Linked DNA regions of Homo sapiens: region 1 is linked to region 2. A link is a loop called in an ENCODE intact Hi-C map of the cell type or tissue named here. Cell type or tissue: natural killer cell. All regions are shown on one strand. Links, peaks and the distances in the headings refer to the core of each region. The heading gives the core; the rest is flanking DNA.

What was found. Peaks named below come from ENCODE experiments on the same cell type or tissue, not always from the same donor. Only the 100,000 strongest peaks of a DNase experiment are listed, where the experiment ranks them.
Region 1: it touches region 2 in a loop (7-fold over the local background); 1 of 110 quality-filtered maps calls a loop at or near these places.

The regions. Positions count from the first base shown.
Region 1 is chr3:15,661,650-15,673,329 of GRCh38, reverse strand. ANKRD28 (ankyrin repeat domain 28) reads left to right here. Exons shown (of 28, transcript NM_001349278.2): 28 at 2,774-6,094. The coding sequence ends at 3,060. It also overlaps a transcript of BTD not described here. Among named protein-coding and RNA genes, the nearest start is that of MIR3134, 30 kb to the left of the region's middle. In natural killer cell, for the core only: no CTCF peak of the experiment used is centred there; a DNase peak (open chromatin) is centred at 5,639.
Region 2 is chr3:15,724,827-15,736,506 of GRCh38, reverse strand. ANKRD28 (ankyrin repeat domain 28) reads left to right here. Exons shown (of 28, transcript NM_001349278.2): 6 at 1,010-1,097. Among named protein-coding and RNA genes, the nearest start is that of MIR3134, 33 kb to the right of the region's middle. In natural killer cell, for the core only: no CTCF peak of the experiment used is centred there; no DNase peak of the experiment used is centred there; H3K27ac peaks cover 1,199 bases.

The DNA of each region.
Region 1 (11,680 bases), core at 4,290-6,789, 64 kb after region 2:
AAATAAGACATAGTCTACTCCCTTGAATGGAGATAAGAGTGCAAACAGCCTATTAACGATGCACTTAAAATAGTTTAATTGGAATAAGCATAGAATGCTATGAGAGTACTTAAGAGGGTCTTCAAATCCTTTCTTGCAGGATCAGAGAAGGCATCCCAAAAAATGCAACTGCTAAGCCAAAATCCAAAGGATAAGGAGAAAGTGGGGGAGGAACTTTCTAAGCAAAGAGAGTGGCATGTTAAGAGATAAAACTGGCCGGGCATGGTGGCCCATGCCTATGGTCCTAGCACTTTGGGAGGCACAAGGCGAGTGGATCACCTGAGGTCAGGAGTTCGAGACCAGCCCCGCCAACATGGCAAAACCCCGTCTCTACTAAAAATACAAAAATTAGCCAGGTGTGGTGGCATGTGCCTGTAATCCTAGCTACTTGGGAGGCTGAGGCAAGAGAATCGCTTGAACCCAGGAGGCAGAAGTTGCAGTGAGCCGAGATCATGCCAGTGCACTCTAGCCTGGGTGACAGAGCCAGACTTCGTCTCAAAAAATAACCCCCATGCAGAGGAGAGGAGCCTGTTTTTAGTCATATTCTGACTAGAAAACACACCTGAAACAAGCTTCTTTCCCCACTCCCGCTCTCATCCAAGGCATCCTGGCCTATGTAATGGGTTGTTCTGCCTGCCAGCAGCAGGAACAGCAGCAGGCACCTTTAGAAGAACCCTTGAAAGAAGTGTGGGCAGTGAAGCACTCCCCCAGCTACTTTGAACAAATAAAATTTAATTAAAAATACGGACAGCCTTCAGCCACTGCTGCCAAACTTGGAAGGACATCAGTTGTTCTCTTTGACCCTTGACAAAATGGGAACTTTACAAAGGGGGAAAAATTACTTTTTGTGGCTGGGCACAGTGGCTTACTCCTATAATCCCAGCACTTTGGGAGGCAGAGGCGGGAAGATCACTTAAAGCCAGCAGTTTGAGACCAGCCTGGGGAACAAAGCGAGACCCTGTATCTACAAAAAAGTTTAAAAATTAGCCAGGCATGGCATGTGCCTATAGTCAGAGCTAGTCAGGGGGCTGAGGTGGGAGGATCACTTGAGCCCAGAGGTTGAGGGTGCAGTGAGCATGATCATTATACTGCACTCCAGCCTGGGTGACAGAACAAGACCCTGTCTCAAAAAAAAAAAAAAAAATCCTTTTTTTATCAAGGCCAATATAGCATAGATGAAAATATGTGGGAGAACTGGAAGCAACCAGATGCCCAGTAGTTGAAATGTATAACTAAACCATAGTATAATCACACAATGAAATACTGTATAACAATGAAAATGAACCAACTACAGTTACATACAACATTGATAAATTTCATATAATGCTACACAAAAATGCCAGATATGAAATAATACATACTACATGATTCCATTTATATTAAGTTTTTTAAAAACTCTAAACTGTAGGCTGGGTAAGGTGGTTCACATCTGTAATCCCAGCATTTGGGAGGCCGAGGCAGGCAGATCACTTGAGGCCAGGAGTTTGAGACCAGCCTGGCCAACATAGCGAAATCCCATCTCTACTAAAAATATAAAAAATTAGCTGGTCATGGTGGCACACACGTGTAATCCCAGCTACTCAGGAGGCTGAGGCAGGTGAATCACTTGAACCCAGGAGGCAAAGGTTGCAGTGAGCCAAGTTTGCACCACTGAACTTCAGCTTGGGTGACCGAGCAGACTCTGTCTCAAAAAAAAAAAAACAAAAAAAAAACTATAGTGTTTATGACTCCAAGTTGAAAGCAAGGAAATTACTACCCCATAAGTCAGGATAGTAGTTACCATTGTGGAAGAAGAAAGGTGTAACGACTGGGTAGAGGATATATGGAGGCTTCTGGTATGCTGGTAATGTTCTCTTTCTTAATCTGTATGGTGGTTATACAAATGTATGTTATGTGATAAAACTATTAAAGTTCCATATGGTATAATTGAAGCTTGGCATCACACTATTATCACTTCTCTCCCGCTCCGTCCTCAAGACTGAGTCTTGTACCAACTGAGGTACCAAATGTTTCCTCCTTGGTTTGCTGTGTTGACACTTTGTGGTAACTTACGACTAAGGTCAGTTGTCTTCCGCTTAAAAAAAGGGAATATTTACAAAGGAAATATTTGTTTTGATTTAGTAGTTTTTAAAGTTCATCTGCTTAGTTTGTCTACTGTTTTTCTTCAAGAGACTGTGACCCCAAGAGAAAAGTTAAATTGACAACTAAGTGTCATTCATTCAACACATATCTTTTGAGCACCTGCCCTGTGGCTGATTCATGAAGCTGTACACATTTAAGATTTCTTAGCATCAAAAAGTTTCCTTACATAACTACAAATTAAATTTTTTTATTTTTTCTTACCTTGACACTGATATAACTGCAAATTAACAGTAAATCTCTGCCTACCATCCTGAAAGAATATTCACGATATGTGGTGTTTTTCTTATTCTAGCCCAGTTTTTTCTGTGAATTCAGATGGATACGGATAAGTTGTGAGACCTTGGGGAATCATTCTTCTCTGGGCCTGCTTCCTCTTCTGTTGTCTAGTCTAACATCCCCTTCCACCCTAGGTTTCTATGGCTATTCTTTTTCTACTTATTAGAAACTTGCGAATCATGCTGGTTACAGCAATTTATTATAAGCTAAGTAATGTAAAATATGTCTAAAGTTGAAGTACTTTAGGCTTATTTCCTTGTCTTTGGTGAAATACATCTCAGGATGCTTAATTTTTAAATTTTATCTTTAATTCTAGGCTATACCCCAGCTTTGGCCTGTGCTCCCAATAAGGATGTGGCTGATTGCCTGGCTCTCATTTTGGCCACCATGATGCCTGTCTCATCAAGTAGTCCTTTATCATCCTTAACATTCAATGCCATTAACCGTTATACCAACACCTCAAAAACAGTCAGCTTTGAAGCTTTGCCCATCATGAGGAATGAACCTAGCTCCTATTGCAGTTTCAATAACATTGGAGGGGAACAGGAGTACTTATACACTGACGTGGATGAGCTCAACGACTCCGATTCTGAGACCTACTGAGAGGCTGAGGAGGAGGGAGTTCTCACAGTAAAGCTTCAAACTGTGCTTTTTCAGGAAAAAGGCACTTTGATATTCACGTAGAAATTCAACCTAAGAGGAAAGATCCCACAGTGAGCCAATGTTAAGAGATCTGATGGCATTAGGAGGAAGAGTTTTAAAGGCAAGTTTTACAAAAGGAACTTCTAGAATCTTGAAATAGACCTGACTGAGGAAAACACATTGATGTCAGAATTCTTTGTGGAATTGTTTAATTTGGTTTTGCAGTGCCAGGAACAATTGGGGACACTGTGCACTCTAACCTGCTTACACAAGCAACACTATTGTAACAGAAGAAATAAAGACACTAGATTTAAATTTTATCAATAAAATTACAACTAAATTTAAAGGCAATAAAAGTTTGGTACAGTAGGCATTATGTGCACAGCAAATTGCAAAAGGACCAAATAACTGAAAGGTTTTTTTAATAAAATGCCATTTTGTGGAAACTGGAGTAGATTAAATGAAACATTACCTAAACCAAACTGCAATATTTCTGGAAATGAAGCTGAGATTTGGTTTTAAATGTTGAGTTTTTTTGGGTTTTGTTTTTTTTTTAAGAAAACATCTGAAAGCCTTCCAATGCTGTATTAAACCATGAGAGAAAGCAGATGTATTTTTACATTTTTTTCTTTTACAGAACTATTTCAAATTTCCAATTTTTATACTATTAGAATTAAAAACCAGCTGACTGGGTGCAATACGGGTGAAAATACTTGTGACATAGACATTGAGATGGATTGGGGTCAGGCTGTTGCCCTGTTTTGAATGGTTTGGGTTTAAAATAGTACTATTTTTGTTTGAAAATGTAAAGAATTTCCTAGAAAAAAATTCATGAAATCAAAAAGTAGACTATTTCACCCTATTGCAGCTAAGTGGTCCTGGGGCATGGAGTCTTCAACCTCTCTATGAATGGCACACCTTAGTCACTTATGTTACTTTTGTGTCCCCACCATGGGTTGGGGGATTTTTTGTTTATTCTGATCTATGAGTTTTGAAAAAGTGAATAATCAAAAGGAAAATAATTCCTTGTTGTTCATAAATTAAGCATCACTAAAGTCTCTTGAAAGGCATTTCTGTATTGGGCAAGATTTAAAATACTAAAGCCTTAGGTCCTATTCATATTTAAAGTAGCATGTTTGTAACCTGTTACTATTTGGAGAGAGAAGCAGTTGCCTGCCAAATTGAAGACTACCTTTCAAATAGCAAAAGAGAGAGAGAAGGCTGATATTTCGGCTTTTAAATAAAGATTTGTGTGGTTCTGCTTTTACTGTAACTGTCACTTTCCCAGTGAAAATGATTTCATATACATTGAGGGTCTTACAGGTATGGGTAAAGTTCTATAAATTGCAACAAAATGATACCCAATTTCATTTTATCCTTTTTGTATTGTGAAACTGGAAACTTTATGACATTGTAAATTATCAGCTGGTTTTTCTGAATATAAAGTGTGAAAACACAGAACAGTATTTTGATCTATTTGATAATTTTGTGGGTTTTTTGAAGAATTAATGAGCATGTACATAGAAATAGTGACTGCTTGAATACTGTATTTACTTGCACTCTTTCAGTACATCAAGATTCCTGTATATTTTAGAGTATAATAAAACACAGATGTGAGTTGTATTTAATGAATAATGTATTTGTATCTGTGCATATTATCTACAAATCTATAAAGTTTCTAGGGCATTGACTACTAGATTTTAAGCATTTTTTCTAAAATATTTACAGAAATTATAAATCTAATCCCCCATCTTTTCTTTATAATATAAAGAAGTCATAATGAACCCTTCCTAATTATTAGTAGTAGGAAGGTGAATATGCATTTTAATGACAGTGGACTACATTTTCTATTGTACCTTTTGAAAAAAAAAAAAATCAAGCAGATTCTAAAAGTATACATATGTGTGCTTTCTCTTTCCTTTTAGGAATTCTCTTCTGAATTCCCTGAGGGAATTTTCTAGAATCTCAGAATTGAAAGAGACCTGAGGTTCATCCAGTCTCTAACCTCTTAACAAATGCAGGAGTCCCTTCTACAAGGGTGATCTTTCCACCTTGAACACTTCCAAGTGACTCTACCTCACCAAGCAGTCCATTCAGTTGTTGAGCAGCTCTAACTGTTAGAAAGGTCTTCCTTAGATGGAGTTGAAGCCTCCCTCCCGGTAACTTCTGTCTTTGGGCCTGGGTCTGTCCTCCAAGAGAACCCTGAGAATGTTGGAAGGATGAATCTCGCACATTCTGCCATGTCTTCTCTTTTACAGGCTGTTTGACTTCTCTGCTGAAGTGATTTCCAGAAGGACTCATTTGACACACTATTAGATTTACCACATCTAATGAAATCCAAGGTGTAGCTATAAAGTGACAAGCTGTTTTTAATTTATCACATACACCAGAACTTCTATCCTGCATCACTTATATGTAAATGATGCTGTTACCAAAAACATTAAGGTAGTTCTTGCGAATGCCACCCCACTAAGAAAACTATTTCATTACTTTTGTAATCCATCTGTGAGAGTCTGCCCCCCAGCTTAACCACTTCCTTTGGTCTGCACCCAATGAAGGGAAACCCCAAAGTACTGTCTCAAATGGTATTTGAACTACGCCAGTATTGTTGGAATAAGTACATTAATTACTTGAATGAATGAACACAGCACCGTAGAAATTTCCTTTATGGTTACACCTTGTATGTCTAAAGCATTCAGGCCCTGTTCTGTAGTGTTTCTTATCCTCACACAGAGTAGAAAAGCCTGTTTGCTTTATTTAACTTATACATAAAAGATGACATCTGAAATATCTGATGTGTATTATAATACCAGCTTCTGCTCTAGAACTACTTTGGGTGAAATGGTGGTAATAGCAAATGACCTCCTTTAACAAGACACTCATCTCAAACAATGCCATTTAGTTCAGGAGATCTCTAAGTGTAGCTGTAAATTTTGGGGTTAATTTGGCTTATATTGGACCTTTTAAAAGAAATAAAGTTTTTTAATGCAATAAATCAAGTGTCTGTCTCTTTTACATGCAAACTTCTTTTCCCTTAAACTGTCTAGCATTGAATTGACAAGTTTTTTTTCCTTTTCTAATAAAAAAATGACTTTTTAGCAAAGTTGTTTTAGACTTAAATGAACCTATCTATATGGGATTTTCAAATATATTTATTCAACAAATACTGCTTGCCTGCTGTATACTTGGGAGTGGGAATGGGCAGAAAACCAAGAAATTGTGATCTTGTCCTTTAGGAGCTTACAATTAATTTCATTGTGGAAAGGTATAAGTAGAAAGTAATAAAAGTGTAATTGAGGTAGAGATTAATTGATAAAAGGTACAGAATAAGATCACATTGGGAGGGAAGATCAGAACAGGCGTCATGGAAGACTAGGTGCGGACATTGAGAATCAGATTTGAACAGATGGAGAAGGGTGCAAACCCTATGTGAAAAGAACAAAATCAGCAGCTCTTTAAATGGTTGGTGGAGTTGGTGGAGGGGCGCTCTGGGATAGAGTAGATATATTGGCACTTAGCAATCCTGAGCATGGAAAGATGATGAAAATATACAAGAGAGCTAATTGGAAACACGTACAAGATTAGATAATAGAAGTGAGAACAAGTAGATATAAATAGGCGATGGGAGGAACAGGTGAAGAGGGCTTTAATAACCTTTCTCAAAGTGGTCTTTATGCAGGTAATAATAATAGAAAATGCCTATGCAGCATTTATCATGTACCAGGCAAGGTTGTAAGTACTTGAAATAAATTATCTCTTAACCCACACAACTGTTCTACGTGGTAGGTACTATTTATAGCACCATTTAACAGATGAGGAAAGGGGGAGATGAAGTAGTGTTTGCCCAAGGTCACCTGGCTGGTAATTTGTGAAGCCTAGATTCAAATCCAGGCAGTCATGTCCATTGTCGGTGCTCTTAACCCCCTAATGACTGCTGACGTGCAATCTGGTCTTTGTTGAAATTGTTGATTTTGAAGTTGAGACACACACTGAATACTAAATTATGTAAGTTCCCCTCATTTTATTCTCCTAGATTATTTTTAGGAGAAACATGTAAATCTGACTGCAACAGGTGTTTATTGAACACCTGCTATGTGCCAGGAACTGTGCTAGGCTCTTGGCATACAGCAGTAAAGGGGGAGGTAACATAGTTTGCCCTCAGGAGTGGATCCTAAAAGAATGATGTCTTCTTACATTTCAGTTGCTGTTGCCACCTAACCACCCCAAATCTAAGTTGTTTAATCACTCTTACTCATGCCTCTGCAGATTGGCTGACATCAGCTTGTGTGGGTAACTGCTTCAAGCTGGGTCTCTGGCTGGGCTTTACTACCTGCTGTGAGTTGTGCTTCCAGTTGCTCCCATCTATGTTCATTCTTGGGCCTGGGCTAAAATAGAAAAGTTATACAGAAGTTTCCACACTGATGGTAGAAGCACAAGAAGGCAAGCCCAACCACACAAGTATGGTTTGTGCCTTCTGCGTGCATCACATCTGCCAACACTCCACTGGCCATAACAAATCGTGGCCACGCCCTACCTCCGTGGGATGGGGCAGTATTCTCTGCCATTTTGGGGAGTATAGTTTGGGTTCCATTTCCACAGTTAGGCCAAAGTGATGCCAACCGATTTGTTGCTGTTTCAACTTTTCCATGGGAATGCTTGGTAGCCTTTCCTTTGTTCCTGTTCCTTCTCTTTTTGTGGTACCCTTACAGTGTGGGTAGTCCAGATATAAAACTGGGCAACAAACATGTATTTTGAGTTGGAAAGTTCTTGCTTGGCAGTGCTACTGATTGGTTGGTTGGTGGATCTGCCCTTTTTCAAAGGTAGAAAACCAACCTCTTCCCTACTTCAGTCTCCAGAAGAATGTAGCACCAGTCCCCTCTCTGGTGTGTTAACTGTGTTCATCCCTTTCAAAGCACAACCTAATCTGAAAGAAGATAGGAAAGCTTGGCTAGTGACTACTTTTAAGACAAAAAATGCTGATATCTAGTGCTCTCCCTTCTAGATCAGTTCTCCATCTCTCCCTCTCCAGCACTTAAAAAATGTCTCCATTTCTCTGCTTCATTCCTCTTTTTGTGTTACTTCTCATTTCCTTGTGGTTGTCTCATTCCCCTTTCCCCTATGACTCTTACTTGTCTACTATCTTAATTAGAATTGAAATACCTGTCTACTAGCTTAATTAGAAAAGAAATATTTCCTTAATTTGAAACTAATTTTTTAAAACATTTTATGATCAAGGGAACATGTGCAGGTTTGTTATATAGGTAAACTGCATGCCGTGGGGGGTTAGTGTACAGATTATTTCATCACCCAGGTAATAGGCGTCGTACTTAATAGGTAGTTTTTTGAACAGTCTTCCTCTTGCCACCTTTCACCCTCAAGTGGGCCCTAGTGTCTGTTCCCCTCTTTGTGTCCATGTGTTTTCATTGAAAAAAATAGTAATTTAATCTTATATTTCTTTCTCTTTACCCTTCTTTAAGAAAAATTAAATTTTCATCTTTTTTTTAAATCCCTTCATGGAAGCCAACATAAATTTTCATCTTTAAAGCCCAAATGGTCAAAAAGCTTTTGCTAAATGATGTCAGTGAAAATGGCAAGAGGAATGACCTCCGAAAACTAGCTGCTTCATAAGAGCCGTGATAAAACTGGCAAAATTTCTCAGAATCGACTGTTTAGAAGTCTGAAAATTAAAGGCTGTCAGCAATCTCAGGAGCATTTAGTTCAAGAAAAACTACTGAATCTACCTAAGACCAACAGCCTTGGTCATGTTTTAACTTGGATTAGTTGCCTTTTTCACTGTTCAGCTGTAGAAGCCCTGAAAACTAACAGCCCACATTCCTGTTGCAGCCTAGCAGCCACCAGAAGGAACAAAACAAAGCTAGAGCTCTTTCAAAACCTCATTCTCCATTATTTGACCAATGCACTTAACAACAGAGTATCAAAGTATGTGAGGCAAAAACCGGTAGAACTGCAATGAGAAATAGATGAATCCACTATCATAGTTGGAGACTTCAACACCCCTCTATCACTAATGGACAGAACCAGCAGGCAGAAAATCAGTAAGGACATAGTTGTGCTTAACACCATCAACCAGCTGGATCTAGTGAACATCGAGACCAGCCTGGCCAACATGGCAAAACCCCGTTTCTACTAAAAATACAAAAATTAGCCAGGCATGGTGGCAGGCACCTGTAATTCCAGCTACTTGGGAGGCTGAAGCAGGAGAATTGCTTGAACCTGGGAGGTGGAGGTTGCCGTGAGCTGAGATCGCGCCATTGCACTCCAGCCTGGGCAACAAGAGTGAAACTCTGTCTCAAAAGAAATGTTCTAAAATCAGTCATGTATGTGTTCACCTTAGGAAACTAGAGAAAGAAAAGCAAAATAAATCCAAAGTAAGCAGAAGACAAGAATTAAGAGTAGAAATCAATGAAATTGAAAAAATATTTCAGTAGAGAAACAACAAAATCAAGACTTGGGTTTTTTTAAAGATTAATAACATCAGTAAAACTCTAGCCAAGCTAAAGGGGGAAAAAAAAGGACACAACTAATATCAGAAATGAGAAGAGACTTCAATACAGAGCAGAGCCCATAGATGTTTAAAGGATAATAAAGGAATATCATGAACAACTTCATGCCAACAAATTTGATAACCTGGATGGATCTTAAAAGACAATTTGCCAAAATGTACACAAGAAGAAATAGGCCTATATCTGAATGGACCTATATCTATTAGAGAAATGGAATCAATAATAACCTTCCAAAACAGAAAGCACCAGACCCAGATGGATTCACTGCTGAATTCTACTGAACACGCAGGGTGAAATTATACCAATTCTATACAGTGTTTTCCAGAGATAGAAGCAGAAAAAATATATCCTAACTTGGTCAAGGAGGCCAGCATTACCTCAATTTCAAAACCAAAGATTATAAGAAGACTGTAGGCCAGGCGCGGCGGCTCACGCCTGTAATCCCAGCACTTTGGGAAGCCGAGGCGGGCGGATCACCTGAGGTGAGGAGTTCGAGACCAGCCTGACCAACATGGAGAAACCGTTTCTAATAATAATAAAAATTAGCCGGGCATGGCGGCGCATGCCTATAATCCCAGCTACTTGGGAGGCTGAGGCATGAGAATCACTTGAAACCGGGAGGTGGAGGTTTCAGTAAGCCAAGATCACGCCATTGCACTCCAGCCTGGATGACAAGAGCGAAACTCCGTCTCAAAAAAAAAAATATTTCTCATGAACATAGATGCAGTAATTCTCAGCAAATCAAGATACTAGCTAGATACAACACAATCATGATAAAAATTCTCAGTAAACTAGGAAAATGGGAACTTCCTCAACTAGATAAAGAACATCTATTAAAAAAAAAAAAAAAAAACCTCCAGCCTGGGCAAGATGATGAAACCCTGTATCTACAAAAAATACAAAAATTAGCCAGGCATGGTGGCACACACCTATAGTTCCAGCTGCTCAGGCGGGTGAGGTGGGAGGATTGCTTGAGCACAGGTGGTCATGGCTGCAGTGAGCCATGATCATGCCACTGCACTCTAAGATCAGGAACAAGACATGGATGGCCCCCTTCACCACTGCTTTTCAACATCATACTGAAAGTTTTAGCTAATGCAATATAAGACAAGAAAAGGAAATAAAAAGTATGCAGGTTAGAAAGGAAGAAGTAAAACATTTTCACAAATGACATGATCATTTATGTAGAAAATCAGAATGAATTTTAAAAGTTGGAACTAATAAGTAATTATACCAGTATTGCAAGATACAAGGTTCATATACAAAAATCAATTACTTTCTCATATGCCAGCAGTGAACAGTGAATTTGACATTTAAAACACAATACTATTTACATTTGTACCCAACATACAAAGTACTTAGGTATAAAACTTGTAAAAATGTATAAGATCTATATGAAGAAAACTCCAAAACTCTATTGGTAGAAATCAAAGAAAAAATAAATGCAGAGATAGTCCGTTCATGAATAAAAAGACTATTTTTAAGATGTCAGTTCTTGCCAACTTTATAGATTCAGTGCAATCTCAATTAAAATCCCAGCAAGTTATTCTGTGGGTATCAACAAACTGATTTTAAAGTTTATATGGAGAGGCAAAAGCCAAGAATAGCCAACACAATATTGAAGGAGACGAATAAAATGAGAGGACTTACACTACCCAACTTACACTACCCATACTATAAAACTACAGTAATCAAGACAGTGTGGTATTGGTCAAAGAATGGACAGATCAGTGGAACAGATAGAGAACCCAGAAATAGACCCACATAAATATAGTTAACTGATCTTTGACAAAGGAGCAAAGGCAATGTGACAGAGTGAAGACAGTATTTTCAACAAATGGTGCTGGAATAATTAAGACAACTACATGCAAAAAGTGAATCTAGACACAGATCTTACATCCTTCCCAATAATTAACAAAATGGATCACAGAACTAAATGTAAAATGCAAAACTATAAAACTCTTAGGAGAAAATCTACCTGACCTTGGGTTTCACAATGACTTTTTAGATATAACACCAAAGGCACCACCCATGAAAAATGATAAGCTAGACTTCAT
Region 2 (11,680 bases), core at 3,693-6,192:
GAAGCCAACTTGTCTAGTCTTTCATTTTTGTTGCAGGGGTAGGAACTTATAGGTAAAGTAACATTCCCAAGATTCTGTGGCTGGGAGCTAGTGGCTGCCATGTCTTTTTCAAAGTAGTTCCCACTTATCTACAGAGGATATGTTCCTGGACCCCCTATGGATGCCTGAAACATTGGATAGTACCAAACCCTATAGATACTGTGTTTTTTTCCTATACATACCGATGATAAAATTTAATTTATAATTAAGGCACAGTAAGAGATAATAATATGGAACAATTTTAATACAAGTTACATGAATGTAGTCTATCTCTCAAAATATCCCACTGTAACTGTAGTGTAGTCACCTGTTTTCAGACTATGGTTGACAGCAGGTAATTGAATGCAGAAAGTGGAACTGCAGATAAGGGGAGACTACTGTACTTCTCTGATTTTCCAGTGTAAAGAATCCTTGCCTCTACTGCAGTTAAGGTTACAGATGTATCCCTATTTGAGATCTGCGGTAGCCTTCCAGTGGAGAAATTATTGTAAATATGGTTAGTTGCAATTATTATTTTTGGTACATTGTGAGGTAAGCAGACTATGCAGTGACTGACCTTCAGGTATAATTATACTGTAGGCACTATGTTTGTGTTTGAATTAAGTTTAAGACATTTCTAGAATGAGAATGCACTTTTAACATTTTGGACTATGAATAGGAACAAAACCTCTTATTAAATATTTCAGTCTTAGACTTTCCAGATTTGTACTTAGTTCATAAAATACCAAGGCACAAAGTGGCATCCTAAAAAGGTACTGATGCCTGACTTCAGTAGCACCCACAGTTAACCTTTTTTTCATGTTTTGTCCTGTTATGTTAAATGACCTTCAGTATTTAGTCTAGCTCCTTCTGTTCAGCAACTGCAGAAATTTAGTGCCAGAGAAGTTGAGATAAGTAACTGTCAGAAATGTACATTCATAGACAATTGTGCTTCACAATTTTGATGACACTGTGTTTACTTCTATTCCAGATGGTCAAACTACTCTTGTCTAGAGGTGCCAATATTAATGCTTTTGACAAGAAAGATAGGCGTGCTATCCATTGGGCAGCATATATGGGTATGTACTTTTTAAATTTAGTTTTTGATATTATATATTTAGAAAAGTTGTACATTTCAAGTTCTTGCTGTTTGTATAGCATTTGTCTTTAAGGGTACTGAAAAGCTACACAGTATCTGAGTTTGATGCCCAGGTAGAACAACCCTGGTAATGGGGGAGGTTTGGAGTACACTGGGTCCAGTTCATCTAAAAGCTGTTTGAAATTAATTCCATTTACCCTTAAAAAAAGAGATGTCCCAGACACAGGCCTGGAATACATAATTTAGGATTGATGTTTACTAAAGCCCATTCTTATACCCATTTTTGTTTGTATGAGAATATAAGGTAAAAGTAACAAAGATGCATTAAGAAGCCTATTATTTTGGGCCAACCAGTGGGTTAAATGTGTATTACCATGTTTGATTTCTATAATAGTAAATTTATAGAAAGAAACTGGGGCTTGGAATACAGACTTTTTTGCTGTAACATAATATATATGTTCTTGAAAAATCTTACAGTCTGCAAAATTGTACTCTAAAACTAATAGAGCTCATGGGAATAATAGGCCTGGGGTAGACCACCCAAAACCTATGCAACCGTGTGACCACAGCACTAACAGAAACATTAATTGGTTCTTGCAGAGCCGGGGAGACAAATCAGCCTATTACAGGATATTTTTAAATGCACAAAAACAGCAGAATAGAAATGCTCGCTTCTGGATGCTAAAACTGCCGAGGAAGGTAGATCTCTAAGTATAGAGAAAGTACACCTTGCCATAAATCCTTAAAGTCCTATAAGGCTGGGGTTGTGCCTCTGGTAAGAAGCCATGGTTGTAGACATTCATTTTTCAAGGTTCTTAAAACAGCTGAAAGAACTCACTTTGCAGCCATAGAGCTCAGGGCTTTTTTTCTTCCTGCCAGAGGTTATAATCCTGTGCTTCTGCTATTTTAACTCCTGGGTGGGAAAAAGCACATATGAACTGACATGTTTTCTGTGTAATATTTGTATCATTCCCTGATTTACCAGTCACATTACCTGATTACAAAGACATCTAGTTAACCACTTTTCTAAGAGCCATAGCCTATCCTCATTACTTTCTGTTCTTGGTTTTGTCTTTTCTTGACTCTCATTTAAAAATAAAAGATTAACAGAAGATTCAATGGAGGAATATTAACTCAAGAACTATATAGTCCATCCCTCATATATGTGGAGGATTGGTTCCAGGACCACCTGCTTATACCCAAATCCTTGCATATGGAAGTCCCATAGTCAGCCATGGGGAACCCCTATGTACAAAAAGTTGGCTCTCCGTGTATGAGCGTTTCACATCCCCTGAATACTATATTTTTGAACCACATGTGGTAGAAAAAAATCCATATATAAGTGGACCCACACAGTTCAAACTTTTGTTATTCCAGGGTCAACTGTATAATATGTAAAATAGATACAAACCAGTTATAATACACTCTTTCTAGATAAATAAGTCTATACATAACATGTCTGTATATTTCAAACCAGTTATAGATACCCACAAGGCCCAGGGAAATCCTATGCCTATAATGAAAACAACCAAAAGCAGTAGAATCCTTTTTCTTTTTTAAGAAAAGTTTTGAAAATCTTTATTCAATTCCAGTATAGTTACTCTGAAAAAAAAATTCTACATAGGTATACTAAATTGAAGATTGTGATGTACAAAACCCACTCTCATTACCAATAAAACATTTAAAATAAGGTGTCAACAGTGATTTTTTACAAAAGCAACAGCATTCATGCATCAGAGACCTTACCTTATCTCTCTCCTTTGTATCAGAAAATTACTACATTTTGAGAAATGATATCAATTGAATAGATGAAATATTATCACCGAAGAATAGTCACATAAAGCATGATTAATTTTAAGAAATGATATTTGAAGAAAATATTAAAGTGCCTTCAATATTTCTAACAGTATGTCCACAGAAAAGAAAAACATAGTTAGAATTAAGCAGATAAATGATGAAGTTGGGAATAGACGGTAATATGTCATTTTTCGTTCCCTTTTCAATAAGCCTCAGAAGGCAATCCCAGATCAGCTCACCACAACCAAAGTGAGCATGCTGATTTTCCCACTCTTGCTTATCCCCATATGACAGTATTTCTCCTTCGAAAAGGTTCTTCAGTAGTTCGTAAGAGTATTTCAGAGGTCCATGGTGAGCAAGAACCTGAAGTAATCTGTAGTTAGCAAACATGTAATACTGGAGATGTGTTTTTGTTTTTGTTTTTGTTTGAGACAGAGTCTTGCTCTGTCACCCAGGCTGGAGTGCAGCGGCACGATCTCAGCTCACTCAAGTCCACCTCCCAGGTTCAAGCGATTCTCATGCCTCAGCCTCCTGAGTAGCTGGGATTACAGGCACCCGCCACCACACCTGGCTAACTTTTTTGTATTTTTAGTAGAGACACGGTTTCACCATGTTGTCCAGGCTGGTCTCAAACTCCTGACTTCAGGTGATCGGTCTGCCTCTGCCTCCCAAAGTGCTGGGATTACAGGTGTGAGCCACTATGCCTGGTCTGGAGATGTCTTAAAGCAGCCATCTCCTTTTTCTTCTAATACTTTCCACATATCTGTTACAAGGATTTGGGCTTGTTTGTAAAAATAAACTTTCTTCCCCTCAAATGGGAAAAAACGTGCCTCCAGACGTTTTCAACAGAATTTTCCTGGCTTCATCGAGAATCCAATGCCTCTCTTCTGTCAAAGGCATGAGAGGAAACATTTGTTTCAGAATGAAGTATATGCCAAACTTGATCTAGGGTTGTTAACTGTGGCATAGTATGAGGTAATAGTAGTTGATGTCCCTTTGCTGAAGGATCTGTTGACTGCCGCGACTGCAGGGACCAATACCATATGTTCTCCCCCATACCTCACAACACACTTTTGCGTGTCCTGCTCTCACCAAATAGCAGATAAGGTTAAGTGTGTCTGTCATGAACACTGAGTTGACCATGGTCTTACCAGCTCCCCTGGGATTGGGATTTAGCTCATGAAGCATCTTCCACCTCTCCACATACAGCTCTGGCCCCTTCACCTTGGCCAGCAGCGGTTCTGCCACCCTGTGTATGTATGCCTCTGCTTTCAGTGAACACATCCCAACTGTGTTCTGCAGTGAATTTAATTTAATTCCCTGGGTGATAGAAGACTGTGCATTCTCCCCCTCCCCTTTCAGACTGTGGAGTGATGCTTTTGACCTCCATTGGGGCAAACTCTTTCCTTTCTAAGCGGGCAACATCCAGAGTCCCTCTGTACTTCAGAGTTTCTACCCACTATGGGGTCATCACCCTAAACAGGGTCCTGCTCTCTCCGGGAGTGGCACTGAGAACTGAGTGCAGCTAAAGTACAGCCTTTCTCCCATCACACTTGCATGACTAGGAAACTGTAGAGACCATGTAGCCATGCACTGGGCAGAAGCCCGAGAATCCATATTGCATTGCAGCTCTGACCTTCAGTGTGAGTGTAAAGGAAGATTAAAAAAAAAATGTAACATCCTTTTCAAATGTCCCCTCCCCACACACCCCCCCCCCCTTTTTTTTTTTTTTTTTTTTTTTTTTGAGACAGTTTCACCCTTGTTGTCCAGGCTGGAGTGCAATGGCGTGATCTCGGCTCACTGCAACCTCCGCCTCCCAGGTTCAAGCGATTCTTCTGCCTCCGCCTCCCGAGTAGCTGGGACTACAGGCGCCTGCCACCACGCCCAGCTAATTTTTGTATATTTAGTAGAGATGAGGTTTCACCATGTTGACCAGGCTGGTCTTGAACTTCTGCAAATGTCCCTATTTTTAAAGCTGAAAGCTTGGTGTATGGTGGTTTACACCAAAGATATGTGCCGCTAGTTATGTACTGGGCCATTTTCTTGTGTTAATTGAAGGTAATAGCCAGAAGCAAGTTCCGTATTGCATCTTAAGGTCCCTTTCTCACAGCCTGTAGTTTTTCATCTTGGTCTTTCTGAATATTCTGGTGTGGCTTACTCTTCAAGACAGGAACAACCAGGTTATGTGATGTAAAACTGTACATCTTACGTTAAGAGGCTTACATGGTAAGCAGAGTGCATCAGTGTTTTTACCTACTAAGAATTAAGCTTGACTAAACAACTGTTTTCATACAACTGAAGGCCAGGGGGATTTTGCAGGTTGCCTGTAGTTGAGCTCCCAGAATAGTTGAATGTGTGTATTTCAAGGGGGCCAGAATGGCTCTGTTGTTTCTCACCCGCTAAGTGTCACTTTTTAGGCATCTCAGTTGAGGTTGAAAAAGATATTCTGTGTTTCCTGGACCTCACCACAAGTTTTAGTCTATTTTGTGCTACTAAAATTAAATGTCATAGACTGGGTAATTTATAAAGAACAGAAATTTTATTTCCTTACAGTTCTGTAGGCTGGGAAGTCCAGGATCAAGGCACTAGCATCTAGTGAGGGCCCTCTTGAAGCACCACATTGTGGGGAGTCAAACTCATCTTTTTTAAGGAGCTCGATCCCAAGATAGCATTGATATGTTCGTGAGGACAGAGCCCTTATTGCCTAATCACCTCTTAAAGTTCCCACCTCTTAACACTGTTGCCTTGGGGATTACACTTCCAACATATGAACTTCGGAGGACACATTTAAACCATAGTACCATATAGCACTGCCCATTTAATTTATGAGCATAACTAGGCAGAGATTTATAATTATCCTTTTTCTGTCTCTTCCTTCCCTGAAGCACAGAATAAGATGAATATCGACATATAGCTTCTAAAACTGTTCAGCCATTCTAGGTATGCAGGATTAAAGAGTTAAATATGTGAAAGTAAGAAGCTATTGACTGGTCACCTCTCTTACAGACAAACCTAAAGTACAAGCATTGTCACCTCTAGGTTATATTCAGAGAATTCATCAATGTTAGTGTAAGAGACATTGGGGATTATGTGTAGTCTTGTAATTTATTTATCCCAGTTTTCCTTATTAGCCCTGGCTTTCCATTTCCTGGTTGAGGCTCCGTTAATTTCCTTTTAGGCCCTACCTCTTATACTTATGCTATTGAATTATTTGTCATTGTTCCCTAGCGCCCCACCTCATCTCCAAATGAATTGATCATTTTCTTCTTCCCACCTTGTGCTTGCTCCTGCCATCAACCTTTGTCAAGGTCCCTTTACACATTCATCTTTCCTGTTGCTTTCAGTACTTTTAGAAATATTCAGCCAAGTTTAGCTTCAAATTACTTTATTGTGATGACTTTGACACAGAAGGTACTGAATAAATATTTTTTACCATGGGCTGGGCATGGTCACTTATGCCTGTAATCCCAACAACTTGGGAGGCTGAGGTGGGAAGATCCTTGAGCCCAGGAGTTGAAGACCAGCCTGGGCAACATAGTGAGACCCTCTCTCTACAAAAAAAAGAAAATTAATATTAGCTGGGTGTGGTGGCACACACCTCACTTGAGCCCAGGAGGTCGAGGCTGCAGTGAGCTGTGATCGCACCACTGCATTCCAGCCAAGGTGACAGAGCCAAAACCGTCTCAAAAATTTTTTAATTGATTTTTAAAAATTACCTTAACACCTCATTGCATTATTTCTTTTCTAGAAACATAATAGTAGATATTTCTTTTTCATATTAAAATGGGGGGAAAGAGGCTGTAAATATCTACTTTAATTGATAATTTATATATAAACAACTGAATCTGCCTGGTTCTTTATGCGTCTTGCAGTATCTTGGCTTAATTTTTTTGAGGGAGGGGTGCCTCTGTTTGAAAGCCTCATTTATTAACTTTTTATAGACTCATTATCTATGAAGGGATTTTTAAAATGACATCACGAGCAATTTCTTCAATGTAACTAATATATTTTGGATGCTTGTTTTCTATGCTGCTCTTGGCCTTGTGGAACATATCAAGAAGTAGAACAGCCTTCTGAAAGTATATATTTGGGGATTCATGCACAAAAAGTAATTAAAGAGTTAGTAATTAATGATTCCGTTTACGAAACATCACAAGGCTTATAGGGCTTCTAGGGAAGAGAGTTGATTGGGTTGGTCAGGAAAGGTTGGATCTGACATGTTTCTTCAAGGACTAGTATAATAGCAATGATTGGGAGGAGACATCCAAGCAGAACGTTCCACATAAAGAAGGTGTTACATGAACAAAGACACAGAGGTGGGAAGGATTGTGGGAGAAGGAGAAAACACTGTATAATCTAATCTGACAAAAAGTGACAAGTTATGAAAGGAGAATAGTGGTCCTCTCACCTTCCAGATACATGGCCCCCTTCCTGGCCTTTCTATGTAGTTGAGTGGGGCCTAGGACTAGTTTTGGCTAATGGATGAAAGCAACATCAGTCTGGGCTGGAGCATTTAATTACTGATGGGAAACTCTGCAGTCTGTTTCCCTTTCTGGCACAGTGACCAGCCACATTCAAGATGATGTCAGTTACATGAGCCTGGGTCCTTGAGTAACTGAGCAGAGCCCTCTTGCCAACCTGTTATGGTTGAGAGAGAAATAAAAACATTGATTGTTTAAGCCACTGAGATTTGGGAGTTGATTGTTAACCATCACACAGTATAACCAACCCTTTCCTCATGGTTACAATGGTGAGTAAACTAAGTTGGTTAAGATCTGGTGGAAATTATAAGGAAAAAGAGTTTTTTGGCTGCATGTTCTAAAGAGCTAACATTCTGAAGAAACAAGCCCAAGAAACCCCCAGATTGAAACGATTCCAGTAAGGCAGAGATCAGAGAGATTGTGAGTTTGGTGCTAAACTACCACAACAGAGTAAATACAGCAATAGGCAAATCACAAAGATTTTTTGGTTTCCCAGTGCATATAAAAGATATGTTTAGTCTCCCTGCAGTGGCTCACACCTGTAATCCTAACATCTTGGGAGCCCAACGTGTGAGGACTGCTTCAGGCCAGGAGTTCAAGATCAGCCTGGGCAACAGAGCAAGACCCTGTCTCTACAAAAAAATTTAAAGATTAGCCCAGTGTGGTGGCATGCATCTGTAGTCCTAGCTACTCAGAAGGCTGAGGTGGGAGGATCACCTGAATCTAGGAGTTTGAGGTTACAGTGAGATTGATCACACCACTGCATTTCAGCCAGGGTGACAGAGCAAGACCCCGTTTCTAAAAATAATTAATTAATTACAAAATATGTTTATGCTATACTATAGTCTATTAAGTGTGCAATAGCAATACATCTAAAACAATATACATGTCTTTGTTTTTTCTTTTTTATTAATTTTCAGTGTTCTTAATTAAAAAATATGTTATTGCTAAAAAAAAATGCTAACTATCGTATGAGCCTTTAGCAAGTCACAATCTCTGATAATGGAGAGTTTTGCCTCAATGTGAATGGTTGCTGAAGGTTTGGATGGCTGTGGCAATTCCTTGAAATGAGACAAAGATGTGCTGCATCGATGGACTCTTCCCTTCACAAAAGATTTCTCTGTAGCATGTGAAGCTGTTTGATAGCATTTTACCCACAGTAGAATTTCCTTCAAAATTGGAGTCATTTCTCTAAAAGCTTTGTTGTCATTTCAACAACATTCACAGCATCTTTGGGAGTAGATTCCATCTCACAAAACCACTGTCTTTACTCATCCATAAGAAGCAACCCCTCATCTGTTCACATTTTATCATGAGATTATAGCAATTCAGGCACATCTTCAGACTCCACTTCTTATTCTAGTTCTCTTGCTATTTCTACCACATCTGTAGTTATTTCCTTCGCTGAAGTCTTGAATCCCTCAGTCATCCATGAGGGTTGGAATCAACTTCTTCCAAACTCCTGTTAATAATAATACTTTGACCTCCTCCCATGAATCAGAAATGTTCTTTCTTTCTTTCTTTTTTTTTTTTTTTTTTTTTTTTTTGACAGAGTTTCGCTTTGTTGCCCAGGCTGGAGTGCAGTGGTGTGATCTTGGCTCACTGCAGCCTCTGCCTCCTGTGTTCAAGTGATTCTCCTGCCTCAGCCTCCCAAGTAGCTGGGATTACAGGCACCCGCCACCACACCTGGCTAATTTTTGTACTTTTAGTAGAGACAGGGTTTCACCATGTTGGCCAGGCTGGTCTCGAACTGCTGACCTCAGGTGATTGGCCTCCCAAAGTGCTGGGATTACAGGCGTGAGGCACCGCACCTGGCCAGGTATGTTCTTAATGGCATCTAGAATGATGAATCCTTTCCAGAAGGTTTTCAATTTACTTTGAGGAATCACTATTTATGGCAGCTATATCCACTTCAAATGTTATTTCTTAAATAATAAGACTTTGAAAGTTGAAATTACTCTTGATTCAGGGACAACAGAGTGACTATTGTGTTAGCAGGCACGAAAACAACAGTAATCTCCTTGTCTGTAAGAGCTCTTGGGTGGCCAAGTACATTGTGAATAAGCAGTAATATTTTGAAAGGAATCTTCTTTTTTCTGAGCAGTATGTCTCAACAGTGGGCTTAAAATATTCAGTAAACCGTGTTATAAACAGATGTGTTGTCATCCAGGCTTTGTTCCATTTTAGAGCATAGGCAAAGTGGATTTAGCATAATTCATGTGGGCTGTAGAATTTTCAGAATGGTAAATGAGCATTGACTTAAAGTCATTAGCTGCGTTAGCCTCTAACAAGAGAGTCAGCCTGTCCTTTGAAGTTTTGATGGCAAGCATAGATTTCTCTCTAGCAACGAAAGTCCTTGATGGCATCTTCCAATAGAAGGCCGTTTCATCTGCATTGAAAATCTGCTGTTTAATGTAGCCACCTTCATTAATAATCTTATATCTTTTAGATAACTTTTTACAGCTTCTATTAATACATCAGCACTTGCTGCTTCACATTGCACTTTTGTTACAGGGACATCTTTTTTCGTTAAACCTCATGAATCAACCTTTGCTGGATTAAACTTTTCCTCTATAGCTTCCTAACCTTTCTCAGCCTTCATAGAATTGAAGAAAGTTGAGGCCTTGCTCTCGATTAGGCTTTGGCATAAGCGAATTTTGTAGCTGTTTTGGTCGTCTATCCAGACCACTAGTACTTTCTCTGTATCATCAGTAAGGCCACTTATCTTTCTTATCATTAGTCCATTCACTGGTAGCACATTTAATTTTCTTGGAGAATTTTTCTTTTGCATTCACTACTTGGTAACTTTGTCACAGGAGGCCTAGCTTTCAGCCTGTCTCACGTTTCAACATGCCTTTCTCACTAAGCTTAGTCATTTCTAGCTTTTGATTTAAAGTGAGAGGTATGCAACTGTCTTTCACTTGAACACTTAGGGGCTGCTGTAGGGTTATTATTTGGCCTAATTTTAATACTGTTGTGTCTGAGTGAAGAGGAAGGTCTGAAGAGGAGATAGATGGGGGAATGGAGTAGTTGGAATATACAACATTTATTAAGTTAACCACTTTTTTGGAGACAGAGTTTCACTCTGTCATCCAGGCTGGAGTGCAGTGACATGATTTTGGCTCACTGCAACCTCCACTTCCAGGGATCAAGTGATTTTCGGGCCTCAGCCTCCCGAGTAGCTGGAACTACAGGTGTGTGCCAGCATGCCCAGCTAATTTTTGTATTTTTAGTGGAGACAGGGTTTCACTATTTTGGCCAGGCTGGTCTCGACTTCTGACCTCAGGTGATCTGCCTGCCTCAGCCTCACAAATTGTTGGGATTACAGGCATGAGCCACCGTGCCTGATCAGTTCACCACTTTATATGAGTGCAGTTTGTGATGCCCCAAAACAATTACAGTAGGAATGTCAAAGATCAGTGATCACAGATCACCAAAACAGATAAAATAACATTGAAAAAGTTTGAAATATTGGCAAGAATAACCAAAACATGACACAGACACATGAAATGAACACATGCTGATGGAAAAAATGATGCCAATAGACTTGCTTGACACCGGGTTGCCACAAACTTTCAATTTTTAAGAAACAAGATGCAATATTTGCAAAGCACAATAAAGCAAAGTACATACAATATGGTATGCCAGCATTAGAAATGAAAAGCTAACTTTAGAATTTATGAAGGTATTAAACTAACCTTAGACCAAAAACAAGATCTAGGCAAAAGGAAGATGATAGATTGCAGGGTTATCACTGAATAACATAATCAAAGGAATTATAGTTGTCCCTTGTTATCCTTAGGGTATTAGTTTCAGACTCCTTTGGATACCAAAATCAGAAGATACTCAAGTTCCTTATATAAAATGCCATAGTATGTACGTATAACCTGTTCTTTAATTCATCTCTAGATTACTTATAATACCTAATACAATGTAAATAGTTGTTGTACTGCATTTTTAATTTTTTTAACTGTTTTTATGTTTTCAAATATTTTCAGTCTGCAGTTGGTTGAATCTGCAGATATGGAACTAGTGTATACAGAGGGCCAACATTCTTTTTAATTACTAATTGTCTCTGCCAACACTTACCAAAATTATCCTGAATTCTATTTTTTTGTCTTGTTTTGTTTCGAGATAAGGCCTCGCTCCATTGCCCACCCTGGAGTGCAGTGGCATGATCACAGCTCACTGCAGCCTTAACCTCCCAGGCTCAAGTAATTCTTCTGTCTCAGCCTCCCAAGTAACTGAGACTACAGGTGCATGCCACCATACCCAGCTAATTTTT